Linked DNA regions of Homo sapiens: region 1 is linked to region 2. The links are chromatin contacts, found by Hi-C or POLR2A ChIA-PET in ENCODE. All regions are on one chromosome and are shown on one strand. The core of a region is the stretch at or near the end of the contact, and the rest is flanking DNA. Distances in the headings are between cores, read along the strand shown.

Region 1 (2,700 bases), core at 78-2,577, 250 kb before region 2:
AGAGGTATATTGGGAGAAGGCTCTTGGTGCCCCACAAGAGACCCACACCACCTGTCCTACCTATCCCAACCAGACGGCTTGGCAGGTGAGGGGAAGGAGCAAGGCTGAGAGGTGAACAGACCCTCAGCCATCACCATCGACAACTTGTAAAAATGTGGGGACCAACAAACACCCACTAACCTCTTTTTGCACTGGGCTTGTTCAGCTGCCTGCTGAGTGGGCTGAGAACAAAGTCAGCTGCAGTCATGAATACATGAGCCAATGCAGTGGTTATTAACATTTTGGTGTCATTGATCCTCAAAGAACATGGTGTGACCTAGGGACTTTCTCCCCAGGAGACACATGCAGATACTCACTGAAATTTGCATACAGTTTCAGGGGTTTCACAACCCCCTGAAGCCTCTCCATAGAGGTAAGAACCTTTGATCTTCTAATCGAACAATGATCTGTCCAAATTTAAACTTACAGAAGAGGTACAGTTCCAACATTGGTGAGTAGTTTTGTTTCTGTGTATGAGCATTGAGTACAGAGTAGAAGCTCACCAAGTCAAATCCCAGCACTTTCCTTTCAATGAGAAATGTACTTAAACTTCTCAGCCTCGGTTGTCTTGTCTGAAAAATGAGAAATAGTGATACTACTTCCCAGAGCTACTGTCAGGATTAAATCAAATAATGTCAGCTATAGACTCCTGAAGCACCCTGGACTTCCCCTTCTAAACCCTGCATCCCCTTCTAATCATTCAACTTAAGCAGTTGTTCAGTAGCCATAACCCAGTAAATTGTAAGCTTCAGGAAAGCTTTATTCACAACTGTATTCCCTGGGGCTCAGACTGTCTCGTTCAGCATGGTGCCCGGCGCATGGCTTCTGCTCAGTAAATGGTAGCTCTTATGAATATCCAGCTCAAACTGGTAATGACAAGGAAGCATTGCTAGACAACGAAAGGGTATCTGCTAAAATGTCTGCCTTCGGAAACCTATTGTGGACTCCATGGAAGAAGAACAAGTGCTGTCTTCTTTCTTTGTTGCTATCCTCAAACAAAGAAGTGAAGGATTGTTGCAAGACTCAAAGTCTGTCACTCCCACAGAGCACCAGGAAATGAGCCTCTTCCCTCAGATTCCCCCACCCCAGTTCTGATCCACATAGAGGCTTCTGAGACTCAACCCCATCTGTGAGTCTAAATGGACAAGACAGCAGCTGCTGAGTGGGAGGCAGCACCATCTCCGGAGAGAGGCCCCAGCCCTTTCCCAAGAAGGTGTTACTTTTGATTTCCTTCAAGTGTGATCAAGGTGGGTGAAGGGTGGCTGCTGGAAGTCTAGGCGAGGTGTGGGCTGGCTGAGTCAGGGCTGGCCACGTTCCCCTTGGGAAATTCCCATAGGGAGGGAGCAGGTGGCAGTTGTCAACTGGGAAATTAACCTGGCGTGACTTTAAGATCAATGGGTAGATTGTAATCTGCCCACAGAAAAACCTGGGTCTAATTAAGGGACAGCACTCTGGGTGGAAGTGAGATCCTATGTTTGGAATGAAGTCCTTCACCTTGGCCTTCTCTGTTTCCACCTCTCTAGTTCACAGGCATGTTGTTAGAATAAATCAAATGAAATGATAAATACATACATTTGAAAACTGAAAAAGTGCTCATGGAGTAGATTAATAAAATAGTATATAAAAGAATAAGGCAGATTTTCATACTGTTACTAAAAAAGTTTAATTAAAATGCTATTGAAAAGTATTAATGCAATTTATTATTATTAATTTGCCTCCACTTAGCACCAGGGAGCAATTTCCCCATTTTAGGGGATGGAGGCCTGGCCAAGGAATCAGGATCTGTAGGTGACTCTTATTTGATTAGCCATGTTTGCTTCAGGGCACCAAATCACAAAGGAATAAAAAATACCAGAGCTGCCCAACAATGAAAAGATTTCTTAGAGACATTTTAGGCTTCCTCTCAAATCCTCGTGTTTTACATATATTACAAATTCTTAGCCCAAGTCCAAAAGATGGACTATAAATAAACTTGCAGACAAGCATTAAAAGGTAGAAGGTTCAGGGTGACATGGGACCCCATGAATGAAATCTAGAGATAGGGACTTGTTCCTCCCGGACCAAGATAAACTCCCAGGGAAAACTTCTACAACCTGGAGACAAAGCAGGACTATTTCCCAGGAGAGGAGAACAAACAGCTTTTTATCAATAATGACTACCATTGTGTTGGATATCAACTATGCACTAGATACCTTCTCTGCATCACTTCTAACCCTCAAACAAGTCCCAGTTTATAAATGAGATTGAGAGAGCTCACATGAAGTGTAAGATCACAGAGGCTAAAGAAAGGTGGGCTCCAGGTTTGAACCAAGGCCTACCTGTTCTGTCAGCTCACCCTTCTCAGCCGTGCTGCGGTTATTCACCATGAGACCCAGAGGAGGTGACACTGCCTGCCGTGGCGAATGGGTGTGATCACATGAGGTCCAGCCGGGCATTTTTGCAGGCTGGGCTGTGCCTCTTCCCTAATCTGGGACAGTTATACTGCCAGAAGTTCAAAATTAGGCTAGACAACCCATTTTCTTAGCTTCCATCCAGTAAAATAAAAGTTTTAAAACCAGACATGAAAAAATGTGGGTTTTTTTAACTTTTTATTATGGAAATTTTCAAATACACACCAAAGTTAAGAGAATGGTAAAAGTTATCCCCCCTGTGCCATAACCC
Region 2 (2,700 bases), core at 52-2,551:
GACAGCAGCTCATCAGTACTTCAAATGCAACACCTTCAACACCACATTCAAGACTCCTCTTTCAGACTGACTTTCCATTTTTCACACTTTCTATATTAAAAGGCCCCCTAACATAAACAGGTATTTGTTGTTTTCTAAAAATTATAATATATGGAAAAATCTTTCTCAAGCCTGGCTCCGCATTCTTCTGTTAACATTAAGGATACCCTAATACTCCAACGCAGCCAGTTGAAATTTTTGCTATCTCTGACTACCCTACCATTATCCCATGACGTCACATCCCTTTAATTCTACCTGTGCAATTTTTCTCCTCCATTCAGCTGGTCCTTCCCATCTTCACTGCTACTAACCTGCTTCAGCACTGTACTTAACCAAACTGCCTTCTGAGTGTTACGCATGGAATTTATGCAGCGGAATTAGGTTTTCATAATAAAGTTCTCGGAGGATAAATACCAAAACCAAGTATGCCACAATTCCCTTTTTTCCTGGCTAACTTCAACCAGTGGTCCTCCTTCAGATTTCGTCAGACTTTTCCAGAAACGATATCCTGAGTCTCCCCTATAATGGTTAGGTGTCCCTATTTGCTATCCCAGCAAGTACTCATTCATGTTGGCTGAATAGTGTACTCTGTTTACCTACACTATCTCAGCTATTACTTCACTACATAGCACTTGAATTGTCTACTTTCTGGAACTACACGCTCCGTGATGGCAGGACTGTCTCACTTGGGGTTTACAACCAGTACTGGCACGCTGTTTTTCGAGTTTTTCAGTAATGAACTAAAGAATAAATGAAGGAAAACAAATGAGACTATCAAATAAATCTTGGGAGGCAAAAGATAAAAACCTGGGTAAACTGACAGGAGATGATGACAAGAGGAATGAGGCGCGGCGTGTAGTAGAGCACAGCGACCAGGTTTGTAATCGTAGCTCTGTTTTCACGCACACTATGACCTTGGGCAAGTCATCTTTTCTTTCTGGGATTTCTCTTTCCTCAGATTTAAAGCAATAGCTTCTAAGACCCAGCAGGTGGTAACATCGACCCCAGGAAGTCGGAGGATGTACAGGACGGGGCACGGGGTTGCCTGAGGACCTACCGGGCCAACAGCGCTGAACTGCGGTACCTGACTGTTCCGTGCCGAACAGTGAGTAGCATAATCGCAGCCGCTGATGTCTCCGGGCTTCCAGAGGACAAAGGGTGGCGGGAAAGGGGGCGAAGAGGTAGGAACGTCGAGACTCTAGGAAACATCGCCGAGACACGAAATGAACCAAGAACACAACTGAAATGGTGCGTCCCGCTGCCAAACACGTCCCCGCCCTCTCTTCCGCTTCCGGCCTGGCGCCTTCCTCCCCCTTTGCGCTCCGGTGGGCTACAGGGGCGGGTAACTGTGTTCCGGACTCGCCCGCGGCCGGGCGGAGCCAGTTGCCTCCAAGCGACCCGACCCACCCCGCGATTGTAGTCCTAGAGGCGGAGTCCTCGCCAGAGTTCAGCAAAGGTTCGCTGGCCGAGGCGGGTCCCAGACCGGCGAACCCGACAGTGGAGGGCGTGACCAGTTGTGCAAAAACTACAGATGGTGCCAGTGAGATCAGTCTCTTCTTTAACAGACAATATTTTGCGATGTTTGGAGGGGAAGGGTCTACAGCGTTCACCACGTTCTCAAAATGCGCCATGGCCACCAAAGAGGTTTAAAAAAAATTACTAAAAGACCTGCTGCCCTATGAATTAGCGTTTCCTTTCAGTCTTTATTTTTGATGTAGAGTCAAAATGAGACATAGGTTTCATTTTTCAAAAATAGCTTTATGGCCGGGCACGGTGGCTCACGCCTGTAATCCCAGCACTTTGGGAGGCCGAGGCGGGTGGGTCACTTGAGGTCACGGGTGCGAGACCAGCCTGGCCAACATGGTGAAACCCCATCTCTACTAAAAAAAAAAAAAAAAAAAAAAAATACAAACACACACACACACACACACACACAATTAGCCGGCCGTGGTGGCGGGCGCCTGTAATCCCAGCTACTGGGGAGGCTGAGGCAGGAGAAGCGCTTGAACTCGGGAGGTGGGGGCTGCAGTGAGCCGAGATCGCGCCATTGCACTCCAGCTTGGGCTACAGGGCGAGATTCTTTGTCTCAAAAAAACAAAAAAGAAAAGAAAAAAAGATTTACGCCGGGGGCACAGTGGCTCATACCTGTAATCCCAGTACTTACGGAAGCCGAGGCGGGCAGATCACTTGAGGCCAGGGGTGAAGACCAGCCTGGTCAACATAGTGAAACCCTGACTCTACTAAAAATGCAAAAATTAACCTGGCGTGGTGGCGAGTGCCTATAATCCCAGCTACTCGGGAGGCTGAGGCAGGAGAATAGCTTGAACCCGGGAGGCGGAAGCTGCAGTGAGCCAAGATTGTGCCACTGCACTCCAGCCTGGGCAACAGAGTGAGACCCCGTCTCAAAAAAAAAAAAGGATGAAAAGATGCAAGAGAGAGACTTGGCTTTTACCTGTCCCTCATGAAACAGGGAACTGTGACCCCAGAAGAGATGTGGGGTTCCCAAACTTGGAAGGGGATGAGAATAAATCTGGTGGGAAATGTTGGCTAATAGGACACATGGGAACCACTAGCCTAAAATTCCATAAAGGCATTCCAAAGTTTACATCAACATTTTCCCTGTCCTCTCAAAAAATAATCAAGGTGGGGAGGTGAGTTTTT

The links. A loop is a pair of places that touch in the nucleus more often than their neighbours do. ChIA-PET counts read pairs that join two places held with the same protein, here RNA polymerase II (POLR2A). Pooled maps may share reads with other maps.
Region 1: a loop to region 2 is called in a map with no recorded cell type, with 4 times the contacts of the local background. The contact joins the enhancer-like site here to the promoter of MRPS31 in region 2. A Hi-C loop is called at or near these places in 6 of 37 single-sample maps with no recorded cell type and 9 of 50 pooled maps. POLR2A ChIA-PET finds 5 or more read pairs at or near these places in 2 of 52 experiments (PC-9 and naive thymus-derived CD8-positive, alpha-beta T cell).

Annotation. Positions count from the first base shown.
Region 1 is chr13:40,517,389-40,520,088 of GRCh38, forward strand. No RefSeq gene overlaps it. Among named protein-coding and RNA genes, the nearest start is that of LINC00598, 38 kb to the left of the region's middle. RefSeq lists a silencer at 188-387 and enhancers at 593-1,792, 598-747, 868-937. Within about 2 kb of position 1,328, at least 2 of the 41 ENCODE cell types and tissues checked have a DNase peak (open chromatin) inside an H3K27ac peak, as active enhancers do.
Region 2 is chr13:40,769,889-40,772,588 of GRCh38, forward strand. It overlaps MRPS31 (mitochondrial ribosomal protein S31), which reads right to left and starts at 1,302. Exons shown (of 7, transcript NM_005830.4): 1 at 1,097-1,302. The coding sequence starts at 1,248. RefSeq lists an enhancer at 1,191-1,360.